Linked DNA regions of Homo sapiens: region 2 is linked to region 1. A link is a loop called in an ENCODE intact Hi-C map of the cell type or tissue named here. Cell type or tissue: stomach. All regions are shown on one strand. Links, peaks and the distances in the headings refer to the core of each region. The heading gives the core; the rest is flanking DNA.

The links. Hi-C counts contacts between places; a loop is a spot of excess contacts. Peaks named below come from ENCODE experiments on the same cell type or tissue, not always from the same donor. Only the 100,000 strongest peaks of a DNase experiment are listed, where the experiment ranks them.
Region 2: it touches region 1 in a loop (2.6-fold over the local background); 6 of 110 quality-filtered maps call a loop at or near these places.

The regions. Positions count from the first base shown.
Region 1 is chr7:92,610,287-92,618,377 of GRCh38, reverse strand. CDK6 (cyclin dependent kinase 6) reads left to right here. Exons shown (of 8, transcript NM_001145306.2): 7 at 171-306; 8 at 3,092-8,091. The coding sequence ends at 3,238. Among named protein-coding and RNA genes, the nearest start is that of FAM133B, 24 kb to the right of the region's middle. In stomach, for the core only: no CTCF peak of the experiment used is centred there; DNase peaks (open chromatin) are centred at 3,357 and 3,587; H3K27ac peaks cover 437 bases.
Region 2 is chr7:92,850,582-92,858,672 of GRCh38, reverse strand. All of the region lies in intron 1 of CDK6-AS1 (CDK6 antisense RNA 1), which reads right to left. Among named protein-coding and RNA genes, the nearest start is that of CDK6, 18 kb to the right of the region's middle. In stomach, for the core only: no CTCF peak of the experiment used is centred there; no DNase peak of the experiment used is centred there; H3K27ac peaks cover 492 bases.

The sequences.
Region 1 (8,091 bases), core at 1,130-6,129:
ATTGCAGTAGGACAGAGATAAACAGAGACCCTGCCAGTGATAAAGTGAAGGTCTCCTGGGACTCTGCCCCCCATGTCTCCCCCTTAGATTTTGCCTTTCTCTGGAAATTGATGAGAAAACAGCTTCTGCATAGTAGCTAATGCTTATGTCCATGTGTGGTTCTTTTGTAGCGTGATTGGACTCCCAGGAGAAGAAGACTGGCCTAGAGATGTTGCCCTTCCCAGGCAGGCTTTTCATTCAAAATCTGCCCAACCAATTGAGAAGTTTGTAACAGATATCGATGAACTAGGCAAAGACCTACTTCTGGTAAGTTTTTCTGATGTCAAGCTCGTCTGCACTGTGCCAGTGAGACACCTGCTCTACCCAGACTGGGTGGTGGGCACAAATATCAGTTCAGTAGCTGCTATAGGCATCACATGCCACAGCCACATGGAGCAGGAGGCAACAGTCCCTCCAGAGGTTTCATTTTCACACTTGTAGCAGCTGGTGGCTTTTGATTCTGGAATGTCTTTCTGATCCACATTTTTTTAAATCTGCCATCTTTGAATGTTTATTTCAATGCAGGTTTAGAAGCCTCTCGATTCACTTTGACATATGTTTCTTTAGAAGTAAATATTATGTTTCCTTTCTTACAGTTTCATGCTACTTTAAGTAATTTGTTTGTCATTTTAACGTGCCTTTTCTTAAACATTCACAACTTTGGGGAGATGTTTTTCCAAAAGAACTATATAGCAATACTTCTTCTAGTTGCTGATTTATTTAATAAGTATTTAGTGTGCCAGGGACATATAAAATACCTCACTGAAAATAAGGACTTCTGTGCTCTGAGACTCTTAATGCTCAACCATATACATAATTTCCTATACTTGGAGGCCAGAACAATAGGTAGAAAAGTGTACCTGTTGGGCTGTTCTTGATGTCTGAAACCCAGTGAGTAATGAGTGTCTGCTTTACCTCCTGAATTAACAGCCTTTGATATCTGCTTCTGCCCGTGGGTGAAGCACAGGTCTTCTCCATGTGTCTCATGCTGGGGCCCATGCCAGAGAGGCAGCAGCTCCCTGGGGCATGTTTTTCTCATGATAGAAGGTATCGATGCTCCAGAAGGGCAAGCAGAAATATGCAATGCCCCTGAAGGTCCATACTTGGAAGAAGTACCCGCCACTCTGCCCATGTTCCATTGGCCAAAGCAAGTTCCATGCCTAAGGCCAACTTGAATGGAGGAAAGAATGCTCCCCCTATGGTGAGAGGGGAGAGAAAAGAGGGAATATGTACTAAAAGTTATCCAATCTACCATAGTATCCAACTCTTGACTAAGTTGTGATTCCAAAAGCTCATTTTATAAGTAAACTATTTGGCAATTAAACTAAATTTTCTTGCAGAAACAATATTATTAACACAAAGTTTTTTAATTAACCCTCAACCTGGCAACCTTGTTCCTGAAGTAGAGCAATAATAGAACTTAAACACCTTTTTTTTAACCATATTTCTATAGGACAAAATGTATTAAGACTTCCAACGTGAGATTCTCCCACACCCCCACATTTGGCTAAGGTGTTCTCCTTCTCTCCACCCTCTTCCCAGCTTTAAGCCATCAGTGTAGCTGTGAGGAAAGGGCTTCCTCTCACATAATCCTCTAGAGACATGTCTCTGTATTGTGAATGTATTCCCACAGCTCTTTTCTCTTCTTTCCTATGTCCTGGAGATTAAATGCCACTACCTAATTTTCTCCTTCTTGGGCTCTGGGAAAAGAGAACTCAGGCTCAGGAATTTTGCCCCTGCTTTCCGGTCCTTTGGGAATTCAGCCCTTGCAAAGCTTTTCTAGAGATGTTTCTTGCTGTTAGAGACAGTTGGAACCTTTCTACAGACAAGCTCTTTCTTCCACTTGCCCTTTAGCTCTTGATGTTCAGAAGATCCTATAGGGAGGCTAGCAACCATGGACTGATGGGGATCTCAGGATAAATCAGATTTCAGAGGACCCAAGAATTTGCCTGAAATTACACATAGAACTTTCTGTTTGTATTTGTTTTTCTAGGTCAGTAGCCTTCGATAGAATATTAGAGAGGTCCCTAATCCAGTTGGAACCTGACTAGGACTGTGAGCAGGAGTCCTATTAATATCATGGTTATGCAGACCTCTTAAGTGGAAGAGGTCTTCCATTAACCATGATAATGTGAAGTCTGTAAATTACATAGAAGACTGGAATGCATAGACATTTCATATACCCAGTTCACTTTAGGATGGAGAAGCCAGTGTGGCTTCCCTGCTACTTGTGAGCTCCTGTGGCAATGAGGAGGTCTTACTCATCACTAATTAGTGCTTGCCACCTGCTAGGCACCCAGCAGGAGGCGTTGATGGAAGGAGAGGAGGAGGATTTGAGTAACAAGATTACCTGAGGTAGGGGTGGAAATGAGACTGAAATTAGGGACACATTCTAACTAATTTAGGTATGGACAGTTTGGGAATAGAGATTGCTGCTACTGCAAAGGTTTCCCTTTCCCTCCTTTCACCTTCTACCTCAGTAGCTCAGCCAAACTGCCCAAACCACTTGACTAGGACCAGGAGCTTCTTAAGCGCAGGCACCAGCTCATTCACCTTGGTAGCCCTACACTTGAGCTGTCAGCCTGGAATAGAGTTTAGTGACTCGAACTGAATCTAATGGTCCCCTGAGAGAGCTACTGCTAGCCATGTGGCACCTTGGTATTAATTAAAAGGAAGATAGCCCTGCCTCTGAGTGGTGTAGCCTTGAGGCAGGATAATAAGTTACGGTGAAGTCTCCGACTGTAGCACTAAGTTTGCTAGCACTGGAAGAATTACTAAATAAAGTTATATGCATACTTTAATGGCTTAGTGAGAAATCCTGGGCAGGAAACAGTCCATAGGCACCCAAAAGGGTCTTCTCCTGAGGGACATTTTATACATTAGGGATATATATGAGTACTGTCTCCATATTATTTAGTGTCCCTTTAAATAAATACTCATTCCCACTGTAGATGCGCTTAACATATGACAGTGAATAAAGGGATAACTCTGTAAGTACATTATTTACATTGATGTATTGTATATCAACCAATTATTTTTTTCTTTATTACAGAAGTGTTTGACATTTAACCCAGCCAAAAGAATATCTGCCTACAGTGCCCTGTCTCACCCATACTTCCAGGACCTGGAAAGGTGCAAAGAAAACCTGGATTCCCACCTGCCGCCCAGCCAGAACACCTCGGAGCTGAATACAGCCTGAGGCCTCAGCAGCCGCCTTAAGCTGATCCTGCGGAGAACACCCTTGGTGGCTTATGGGTCCCCCTCAGCAAGCCCTACAGAGCTGTGGAGGATTGCTATCTGGAGGCCTTCCAGCTGCTGTCTTCTGGACAGGCTCTGCTTCTCCAAGGAAACCGCCTAGTTTACTGTTTTGAAATCAATGCAAGAGTGATTGCAGCTTTATGTTCATTTGTTTGTTTGTTTGTCTGTTTGTTTCAAGAACCTGGAAAAATTCCAGAAGAAGAGAAGCTGCTGACCAATTGTGCTGCCATTTGATTTTTCTAACCTTGAATGCTGCCAGTGTGGAGTGGGTAATCCAGGCACAGCTGAGTTATGATGTAATCTCTCTGCAGCTGCCGGGCCTGATTTGGTACTTTTGAGTGTGTGTGTGCATGTGTGTGTGTGTGTGTGTGTGTGTGTGTGTGTATGTGAGAGATTCTGTGATCTTTTAAAGTGTTACTTTTTGTAAACGACAAGAATAATTCAATTTTAAAGACTCAAGGTGGTCAGTAAATAACAGGCATTTGTTCACTGAAGGTGATTCACCAAAATAGTCTTCTCAAATTAGAAAGTTAACCCCATGTCCTCAGCATTTCTTTTCTGGCCAAAAGCAGTAAATTTGCTAGCAGTAAAAGATGAAGTTTTATACACACAGCAAAAAGGAGAAAAAATTCTAGTATATTTTAAGAGATGTGCATGCATTCTATTTAGTCTTCAGAATGCTGAATTTACTTGTTGTAAGTCTATTTTAACCTTCTGTATGACATCATGCTTTATCATTTCTTTTGGAAAATAGCCTGTAAGCTTTTTATTACTTGCTATAGGTTTAGGGAGTGTACCTCAGATAGATTTTAAAAAAAAGAATAGAAAGCCTTTATTTCCTGGTTTGAAATTCCTTTCTTCCCTTTTTTTGTTGTTGTTATTGTTGTTTGTTGTTGTTATTTTGTTTTTGTTTTTAGGAATTTGTCAGAAACTCTTTCCTGTTTTGGTTTGGAGAGTAGTTCTCTCTAACTAGAGACAGGAGTGGCCTTGAAATTTTCCTCATCTATTACACTGTACTTTCTGCCACACACTGCCTTGTTGGCAAAGTATCCATCTTGTCTATCTCCCGGCACTTCTGAAATATATTGCTACCATTGTATAACTAATAACAGATTGCTTAAGCTGTTCCCATGCACCACCTGTTTGCTTGCTTTCAATGAACCTTTCATAAATTCGCAGTCTCAGCTTATGGTTTATGGCCTCGATTCTGCAAACCTAACAGGGTCACATATGTTCTCTAATGCAGTCCTTCTACCTGGTGTTTACTTTTGTTACCTAAATAATGAGTAGGATCTTGTTTTGTTTTATCACCAGCACACAGATTGCTATAAACTGTTACTTTGTGAATTACATTTTTATAGAAGATATTTTCAGTGTCTTTACCTGAGGGTATGTCTTTAGCTATGTTTTAGGGCCATACATTTACTCTATCAAATGATCTTTTCTCCATCCCCCAGGCTGTGCTTATTTCTAGTGCCTTGTGCTCACTCCTGCTCTCTACAGAGCCAGCCTGGCCTGGGCATTGTAAACAGCTTTTCCTTTTTCTCTTACTGTTTTCTCTACAGTCCTTTATATTTCATACCATCTCTGCCTTATAAGTGGTTTAGTGCTCAGTTGGCTCTAGTAACCAGAGGACACAGAAAGTATCTTTTGGAAAGTTTAGCCACCTGTGCTTTCTGACTCAGAGTGCATGCAACAGTTAGATCATGCAACAGTTAGATTATGTTTAGGGTTAGGATTTTCAAAGAATGGAGGTTGCTGCACTCAGAAAATAATTCAGATCATGTTTATGCATTATTAAGTTGTACTGAATTCTTTGCAGCTTAATGTGATATATGACTATCTTGAACAAGAGAAAAAACTAGGAGATGTTTCTCCTGAAGAGCTTTTGGGGTTGGGAACTATTCTTTTTTAATTGCTGTACTACTTAACATTGTTCTAATTCAGTAGCTTGAGGAACAGGAACATTGTTTTCTAGAGCAAGATAATAAAGGAGATGGGCCATACAAATGTTTTCTACTTTCGTTGTGACAACATTGATTAGGTGTTGTCAGTACTATAAATGCTTGAGATATAATGAATCCACAGCATTCAAGGTCAGGTCTACTCAAAGTCTCACATGGAAAAGTGAGTTCTGCCTTTCCTTTGATCGAGGGTCAAAATACAAAGACATTTTTGCTAGGGCCTACAAATTGAATTTAAAAACTCACTGCACTGATTCATCTGAGCTTTTTGGTTAGTATTCATGGCTAGAGTGAACATAGCTTTAGTTTTTGCTGTTGTAAAAGTGTTTTCATAAGTTCACTCAAGAAAAATGCAGCTGTTCTGAACTGGAATTTTTCAGCATTCTTTAGAATTTTAAATGAGTAGAGAGCTCAACTTTTATTCCTAGCATCTGCTTTTGACTCATTTCTAGGCAGTGCTTATGAAGAAAAATTAAAGCACAAACATTCTGGCATTCAATCGTTGGCAGATTATCTTCTGATGACACAGAATGAAAGGGCATCTCAGCCTCTCTGAACTTTGTAAAAATCTGTCCCCAGTTCTTCCATCGGTGTAGTTGTTGCATTTGAGTGAATACTCTCTTGATTTATGTATTTTATGTCCAGATTCGCCATTTCTGAAATCCAGATCCAACACAAGCAGTCTTGCCGTTAGGGCATTTTGAAGCAGATAGTAGAGTAAGAACTTAGTGACTACAGCTTATTCTTCTGTAACATATGGTTTCAAACATCTTTGCCAAAAGCTAAGCAGTGGTGAACTGAAAAGGGCATATTGCCCCAAGGTTACACTGAAGCAGCTCATAGCAAGTTAAAATATTGTGACAGATTTGAAATCATGTTTGAATTTCATAGTAGGACCAGTACAAGAATGTCCCTGCTAGTTTCTGTTTGATGTTTGGTTCTGGCGGCTCAGGCATTTTGGGAACTGTTGCACAGGGTGGAGTCAAAACAACCTACATATAAAAAGAGAAAAAGAGAAACTTGTCCATTTAGCTTTCATAAGAAATCCCATGGCAAAGGGTAATAAAAAGGACCTAATCTTAAAAATACAATTTCTAAGCACTTGTAAGAACCCAGTGGGTTGGAGCCTCCCACTTTGTCCCTCCTTTGAAGTGGATGGGAACTCAAGGTGCAAAGAACCTGTTTTGGAAGAAAGCTTGGGGCCATTTCAGCCCCCTGTATTCTCATGATTTTCTCTCAGGAAGCACACACTGTGAATGGCAGACTTTTCATTTAGCCCCAGGTGACTTACTAAAAATAGTTGAAAATTATTCACCTAAGAATAGAATCTCAGCATTGTGTTAAATAAAAATGAAAGCTTTAGAAGGCATGAGATGTTCCTATCTTAAATAAAGCATGTTTCTTTTCTATAGAGAAATGTATAGTTTGACTCTCCAGAATGTACTATCCATCTTGATGAGAAAACTCTTAAATAGTACCAAACATTTTGAACTTTAAATTATGTATTTAAAGTGAGTGTTTAAGAAACTGTAGCTGCTTCTTTTACAAGTGGTGCCTATTAAAGTCAGTAATGGCCATTATTGTTCCATTGTGGAAATTAAATTATGTAAGCTTCCTAATATCATAAACATATTAAAATTCTTCTAAAATATTGCTTTTCTTTTAAGTGACAATTTGACTATTCTTATGATAAGCACATGAGAGTGTCTTACATTTTCCAAAAGCAGGCTTTAATTGCATAGTTGAGTCTAGGAAAAAATAATGTTAAAAGTGAATATGCCACCATAATTACTTAATTATGTTAGTATAGAAACTACAGAATATTTACCCTGGAAAGAAAATATTGGAATGTTATTATAAACTCTTAGATATTTATATAATTCAAAAGAATGCATGTTTCACATTGTGACAGATAAAGATGTATGATTTCTAAGGCTTTAAAAATTATTCATAAAACAGTGGGCAATAGATAAAGGAAATTCTGGAGAAAATGAAGGTATTTAAAGGGTAGTTTCAAAGCTATATATATTTTGAAGGATATATTCTTTATGAACAAATATATTGTAAAAATTTATACTAAGGTCATCTGGTAACTGTGGGATTAATATGGTCGAAAACAAATGTTATGGAGAAGCTGTCCCAAGCAAACTAAATTACCTGTACTTTTTTCCCATTTCAAGGGAAGAGGCAACCACATGAAGCAATACTTCTTACACATGCCTAAGAACGTTCATTGAAAAAATAAATTTTTAAAAGGCATGTGTTTCCTATGCCACCAATACTTTTGAAAAATTGTGAACCTTACCCAAAACCATTTATCATGTCCATTAAGTATATTTGGGTATATAATTAGGAAGATATTTACATGTTCCATCTCCACAGTGGAAAAACTTATTGAGGCTACCAAAGTGTGCCAAGAAATGTAAGTCCTTAGAGTAATTAGAAATGCTGTTTTCCTCAAAAGCATGAGAAACTAGCATTTTCATTTCTTATTTACTCCCTTTCTATATCAATGCAATTCACAACCCAATTTTAATACATCCCTATATCTCAAGCATTTCTATCTTGTACTTTTTCAGAAAATAAACCAAAAATAATCCTTTGGTCTCTCTATCTTCTGACCTTTGTAAGCAACAGAAATGTAAAAACAGAAGGGGTCCAATTTTTACACGTTTTTTTCTCAAGTAGCCTTTCTGGGGATTTTTATTTTCTTAATGAAGTGCCAATCAGCTTTTCAAAATGTTTTCTATTTCTCAGCATTTCCAGGAAGTGATAACGTTTAGCTAAATGAGTAGAAGTGGACTTCCTTCAACATATTGTTACCTTGTCT
Region 2 (8,091 bases), core at 1,478-6,477, 240 kb before region 1:
AAAAAATGATTTTCCAGAATGATGGCAAGACACCACCAGCAGCAGGATGTAAGCTTGCCTATGTCACTGCTCTTTACCATGTCATACTTGACATCATAACTTTTCATTTTTTTCTAATTTGATTGCATATTTAGTTCTAACTTTAGTTATTTTGTAATTTGGGAGCTTATTCCTTGCTGGCTCCCTGATGTCTTCGAAGTCCAATATAATTATATTATTACTAATAAGATCCCTAAATTCTAAGTCTCTGTAATTTACAAAACGCTTCTCTGATCAAGCACTTTTGGGCTTTATGAAGCGTCCTTTATATTCTTTGAAGTACAATATATACTTAGTCCCTACTCTATGACTTTCGGCTCAAGCATGTGTTTTAATCATCTCTGAATTCTTTGAAACACTTTATTCAAAGATTTTCATGTAATACATGCTCAATAAATACTTGTTGAGTATAATGTGGCTGTGTCTTTGTTTTGTGCTGCTACCACAGAATACCTGAAACTGGGTAATTTATAAAGAGCAGAAATTTATTTCTCACAGTTCTGGAGGCTGGACAGTTCAAGATCAAGGTGCCAGCATGTTTGGTATGAGGGCCCAGTCTCTGCTTCCAAGCTGGTGCCTTGAATGCAGCATCCTTCAGGAGTGAGGAATGCTGTTCTTCACATGGCATAAGAGCTCAAGAACAAAGAAGCAAAAGGGGCCAAACCCTCTCTTTTATAAAGGCATCAATCCCACTGATGAGGGCGAAGTTCTTTTGGCCAAATAACCTCTTAAATGGTCTCATCATTGCCTGTGACAATAACAGTTAAATTTCAACATGAGTTTTAGAGGAGACAAACATTCAAAGCATAGCAGATTTTAAGGAATAGAAAAATTCTGAAACCTGTTTCTAAGGTTCGTTATCCTCCAAGGCCATTTCTGTAATAGCAAAGAAAGGTAAGGTGGTTTGCCAAAATCTGTCTAGTCTCTCTAATATAAACATTCCCACCAATGTAGACAGTGCCATGTCTTCACATTATTGCTAAGTTGCAACCACTCTTTCTTTGACATATCTCTAGTATGTATCTTTTTTTTTTTTTAACACTACTCTTATTGCCATTATCCCGGTCCAGGTTCTCCTGATAACACTTGTCTTCACATAAGAAGGCAGAAAAAATTATATACCTATACTTGTTACACATAAATTATATATAATATATAAAATCATAAATTTTGTAGTTATTTATATTAATATATGTTGTATGATTATATTTATATGTTATATACTTTTATATTTTAATATATGTGGAGGAATTACATATGGAGATATTAACCAAGTTTTTTGCTGTTGTCTTGGTGATCACTACCTCCAGAGCAAATAGCATTCACAGCCTCTGGGGAACATTTATTTGTCCCAGAGAAAGCAGGGCACAAGTTATCATGAGGAAAAACAAAGAAGGCAATAGGCTTTTAAAAAATTTACAACAGAGGACTTAGTCTTGAAAGCCAATGAGCTTTTGATTTCAGATAGCCCAGTTTTTTGAAAAAGAAGTGTTTTGAGCACTAAAAGTTTGGCACTGAATATAAAAAGCCAAAACCCTGAAGAACTTGGTCCATAAAGTTTATACCATAGAGATAAGAGTAGTATCTAACAATAAAAGGGTGAGTTTTTCTGCCCCTACAAGGAGAGGTCTTGGTTGTTATACCACGGGCAGATAAGAGAGCTAGGAAGGAGCCTTACTCCACTTCTCCCCAGGGTTCAAACCAGAATGAAGTTCCAGGGGCTAAGTGAGGTGGAGTTTAGGAGTAGCCTCGAGCACCCGCAGTGTGATACCAGAGAACAACTGACAGCCACTGTACCCCAAAGAGAGGTGTATATGTGACTGAAAGGAGGCCATCAGATCCCAGAATCCTGATGGTTGGAAAAAGGAGGAGGTAGTTTATAGTCTTCATAACCAGGAATTCTGTAAGGTTGTGGTCTCCTAACATAGGCCAAAGGGATAGAGGCAGACAACCAAAAACCATATGGAATTTCTCTCTCAGCAGATGCCAGTGGAAGATCAAGGACAAATGAAGAGCAAATATCCCCTTCCTGGTTATTGCGTAAATTTAGCACAAACCTCCAGAAACTCAGATGTAACTTAAGGAAAAGTGCGCAGAAATCAATCCTGATTGAGGATTTTAAAATAAAATTGTAAAAACTGAGCTCCCTTAAAATCAACAAGATTAATTTTTTCACCATTATGTAGAATAAAGACTTAAAATAGAGGGTAAAATGAGAGGAAAGGGATACTAATTTCTATATTTATGTATAATACATAATACACTTAAGCATATATTATTACATAGTATAATTATTATATAATTACATATTATTACATAATATATTATATACATAATGCATATTATGTATAAATATAAAATATTTAAGTATATACTTACTATATTATATACATAATGCATATTATGTTTCTAGTTATATATAAAATATTTAAGTATATACTTACTATATTATATATATAATATGCATGTTGGGTATATACTGCCCCACATACATAATATGCATTATGTATATAATATAGTAAGTATATACTTAAATATTTTATATATTTCAATATTTGAAAATTTCCATCTGTATGAAAAAATTAAGACATACATGTTCTCAATACCAAAAATCATAATTTGAGACCAAGAGACTAAATATAGTGTGATATATCTATAACACACACACACACATACGCACACACACATACTGTTGGTAGTGATTCACTTTATCCTGGAAAGATAATATTAAATAGGTGGTACAGCTTACACTTGATAGTATCTTAGAATCAAGAAGCCATGTTAGTATTTGTTTTATCAAACTCACTGATGTGTAGACATCCTTGGAGAGGCAGAATGGCATATGATGCAGGGGTGAGACTTGAGAATCCCAACTTCACCAGTTTTGAGCTATCTAGGGCAAGTTTTGTAACCTTTCTGGAACGAATAATAAAATTCCAAACTTCTAGGGCTGATGAAAAGAGTAAATAAATTAATGCCCATAAAGAACTTAGTTATGCACCTACCTCATAGTAAGCAGAAAATAAACATTGTTATTATTATCATTTGTGAACATTTTAAAGCATAATGTTTGCTTTTCTGTGTCACGCTTCTGAATGTTATTTATAAATGTGCACGATCTAACTATTATACAACAAAGAAACTCTTGGATTTTAAAGTTAGTCTTTAATTTACACACAATCATCTCTATGGGGTAGAAAAAATTCTAAAACAAACTCTAAACTCATTCTTAATTTTAAAATGGTTAAATACACTTAATTCAAACTGCCATGTGTAATTGAGACCAAGAGTCTGTGAAAAAGCCAAGCCAGAGAAAATAGGAGATTCCAAATGGTGCTTGATAAACATTCATTCAGTACCACAAATACTTATACAGGGGAAAAGATGAATTATTTAATTGGGCAGCAGTTATTGTTAAAGGAAAATAAAGTGGAAAAAACTGAAATATTTAGGTACCTATCAAGAAGTGATGAAAGCCAGCTGTGGAAATATTCTGTAAGAGAGTTTCTGTATTACAAAGGAAATAGCTGTACAATGTCAAGAAGGGAACTGGCGAGATGGAAAGCAAGGAAACCCACAACAATAGTCATAGTCACAAAAGCAGTGTCCACATATAAACTCGGCATCTTCTTACTGTGCTGTGGTTTGAAGATTTTGTTTCATCACTGTTATCACCTCACCTCTGTGAGATCAGCAGGTGGAAGCAGAAACCAGCCAGGGGTGGACTGCAAAGAGAATAGAACTAATGATTAGAATAAGTCATGTAAATATCTTTCTTAAGAATTTGATGATGGAGAAATGTAAGGCATTAACCTAGTAAGAAAAGAAGCTGGGTTAGATAAAGAATGGTTGTTTGGATCACTTGTTTTAACTTCTGTAATGTCTTGAGCACACATACGGCCAGAAAAAAAAGCACGAGAGCAGGGGATGGCGGAGGAAGCCAGAATGTGTGGGCACAGATTGAAGGCTGAGACTTGGAAAGGGGTAGAAATGTTGCCTCTGGGATAATAGGAAGTAGATAAAAATAGGTTTAAGCCTAGAAGTCTGATGATGGCAAGGGAGCTAAACTCAGGGAATTTGTACCTAACAATCTTTTCTTAGAGAAGCAACTGGCTAGAAAATCTCTGAAAGTGAAGTGAGAGGAAATACACTGAAAGAAAATGTTGTTAATAAATACCAGTGTTTTGTTTGCTCCTTTGAAAACACTGCTTCACTTTCTGTAATGAGATAATTAAAGTCTTATCTCAAGAAACATGGTTAAATATGACTGCGGAAAACTCAGGCTATAAAAACTCAGGCTTCTAGGCAGAGTCTACCTATAGAAGGACTGATACCCTGCTTACATAGCTTTGTCTGGGGCTCAACAATTGCTTTTGATAACATTTTCTTTAAGAAACTTGGGAGTTAATACTGGGTATTGCATTTATAATTTATTTGGAATAAAATATTCTGGTACTTCATGAATGTCCTTAAAAAATCTAAGAAACAAGAAAATATTAGGGCCTTTCCCTAGTACGAAAAAAAAATGTCAAGCCTAGGAAGGAATTGATGTGTCCTTCCAGCTTTATTAGAAACCCAAACCACTGATTATCAGGTCTGGTGTGTGCTGCTTGGTTGCCCTGAACAAATGAGCCACGGACACAATTATAAAAGAAAGACATCAGACTAGGCAAACTATCATTTCGAAAGAATTAAGACAGCCATATTGTATGTTAATTATCAGCTCATCTACCTCCTCCCTGGTGTCACTTCTCTTCAGAGGCTACTTAATCTCATTGAGACAAGACAGCCTGCCTAATTGATACAGAAAACGAACGCCTTTTGATCTTATATCAAACAAGAGTTAGACTAAGAGATGGATACAGCAGGCAAGATGACTGTCTTCCAAAGGAGAATTAACGCTGCAGGAAGGAAAGTAGGAAAGCAGTAATATCTTACTTCGGAATTCCATAGACCAGGTTTACTTAAATAAGGATTGAAAAGTAATAAGTTCATCCCACTGAATGAATAGGGTTTGTTTGTTCTTAGTGATAAAGCACAAAGAATACTGCAGCTGTGAAATCTTTCAAAATTATCGATTTTCAGATAAGTGTTACATTAGTGATGGAAAGCACAATAGAAGTATAATAAATGTGAGAACACCTGCCTTTTAGCACTTAACTGTAAAGGACAGGGGTTTGTTAACATTAACCTTTACTGCTGCCATATACTGCCCCTACTAAATAATTTTCTAGGAAGAGAAGAAATTTCTTGGAAGAGACTTGTGATTTAAATAGCATTCAGTGTGCTTTGTATAGAAATTATTTAGCTACAGGGGTGAGGAACCGGCTTTGCAATGACCAGAGTATCTGTGAATATACTAGTGTGTCTGTGAAGTTATCAGGCCATTATTTATACATCAAGAAAATCGTAGAAAGGGATGTTCTCTATTCTAATGCAAAAGGTAATTTAATAATTGTATCTGTTACAGTTTACATAGTTAATATAACGGTAGTTCGGAGAACTAGTCCAAGAGTATGATTACATGAGTGAGATTAAATAAATGTTGGTATTCAGGGAGAAAATATTAGGAAGAATACAGTGTTTTCTTTTTAGATACAGATGATTTGAAAAATAACATGCTCTCTAGTTTAGTGGTTCTACCAATTGGATCACAGTCTTGATATATATGAAAAACTTAGGATATCTGATATTTGGAAAAGTATATCCTCCCACAAACTGACATTTTTTAAGGCCGGGAACTATGAAGAAATACTACAAAACACTGCCAGAAAGGAATGAAGGCAGAATAAAATAACACCTTTTTCTTACCAGAGACAATATCTATAATGATGAATAACCAAATCAACAACAATTAATATTGATTTAAATGAGTCTGGTAAAAAAAAATATGGTTGTCTGATTAGAATAGAGTATATGAGTGTCTTCAAAATAAATTCTGGCCCTCTTGGGATTTTTCTTCCAGTAATTCACAAGTCCACACTTTAAACCTTTAAACTACTCACTACCAAATTGTCCATTTCTTTCTTCTCATTTAAAATTTACACTGGTTCTTTGTTCTACCACCTTAAAGGCACCATGGCTGCTGTTTACTGAACTCCTATGAGACCCACTTCCACTTTCTAAATTAATGCAGCACGTGGCTTTTGATTTTCCTCCACACCGTTATTCTTCATCGTGACCTCTGACAACTTCAAAATTCATGCTAGGGACCCATGAGATACCTCAACTATATAATCCCATAATCTTGCTACCTGTAATCCTCCAACCCCACCCAACCTGAGTGATGCACCAGCAAGATCATTCGCTGAATTTAATTATTACCAGTGCTAAGAATATTCATTCTCCACACACAATCACGGTTCTACCACTGTACCTCTCCACCTTCCCATCTCCCTCTTTGTTTTCTGCTCACCAAGTTCGATAAACACTAAAACCCTCATAGTTTAATGCATCCATTAACTTTCTATAAAAAGGAAGGTTCTTCTAGTTTCTTCTTTTCAGCCCTTTTTATCATCCTTTCTAACACCGAGTCTCAGTTCTCATTACCCACCATATCAGTGGGCAAACTTACATCATACACACTCTCTAATTTTTCTGCTTTTGCTGATGAGCATTGCTGGAGAAAACCTGGGACTGCCCTGGCTCACTATAACATACTGATGCTAGCTTCCACTGTGCTGGAAACGCCAACAACAATCCTCTGATTCATTGCTGGGAACATTCTCCCTAACAGCTCTACAATCATTCTTACTCACTTACCCAAAGCCTTTTGTATCTTTTCTATACCATTCATGCAACGACTTTCTGAAGCAATCAACTACAAACTGGTCTCATCTACCCTCCCCTCCTCTTCACCTCAATATACAGATGTCTCTTCACTTAACTCTCTCCATTTCCATATGCCTTAAAGGCACTATTACCACCATTTACCTAACCCCCAATCCTATATTTTTAGCCTTGAGATCTCTCCTGAAGTCCAGTGCCACATTAAAAGTTTCTTATAACATGTCCCAGTGCTTAGTCTAGAGCTGGCACAGGGTTGATACCCAGTAGATATTTATCGAATGAATGAATAAATGAATCTATACCTGAATGTGCTACTTTCAAAACAATTCTAAAAAAAAAGTAGAGTTACTGGAAAAGAAAGAAAAAGAATCATCAAAGAGAAAGAATGTTTTATTTTGGGGTAGAAAGCAGCTTTCTGCTCCTTCTACTCCAGCTGCTACTATTATCTTCAAATCTAGTATTGAAGCATTCCAGCGATTTTTTTTTTAACTGAGGTTTTTAGGGTTGTTTGGAATATGGAATTGGGCATACATAAGATTAATCCAGCTGAAATAAAAACAACCTGATTGGATATGTAATATTTTAAAGGGCAATAGTTAAATACATATTACTTAAATACACAGTATATCTAAAGTTATATCCTTATAAAAGCAGAAGGTGCATAAAACCACCCCCGAACCATTCTGATCATGAGCATTCTTTTTGCTACCTTCGGATTCTTACAGTCTGGTGACTACTGTGCTTTCTACGTTCTTCAAATGTATAGGATGTTTATGATAATGTAAAAAATGGTCACTTACCACATTGTTCTATATGCTTCCCCACATGCTGTTTCTATTATGTATACTATTTTGAATTTCTTATGATCTTGTTTAAAATATGTTTATAAATTTTAAATTCTGTTTTTCTGATTTCTTCATCTATGATTTTTTGCCCCTCAAATGTGGATGAATTCCAGGAAGCCAAGATCTGAGCAGGGGAAGGAGAAGAATGGCAAATAAACATCTTCCAGTGTCGGGTTAGGAAGATATTTGATCTTTCAATGTGTTCAACAAATGGGTTTAATAATGCACATTTAGGTATAAAACAGTTCACAACAGAAATATTTGCTACTCAGCCCATTTATCCTGGGAATTACACAACATGGACCATTTTCAATAATTCTTTCCATTATAATGATTTCCTCCTGCTCAAGCAAGAGAGATGTACAAACCAGTTTTGTCTAGAAATGTAATATGTTGAGATACAAATGGATTGAAGAAA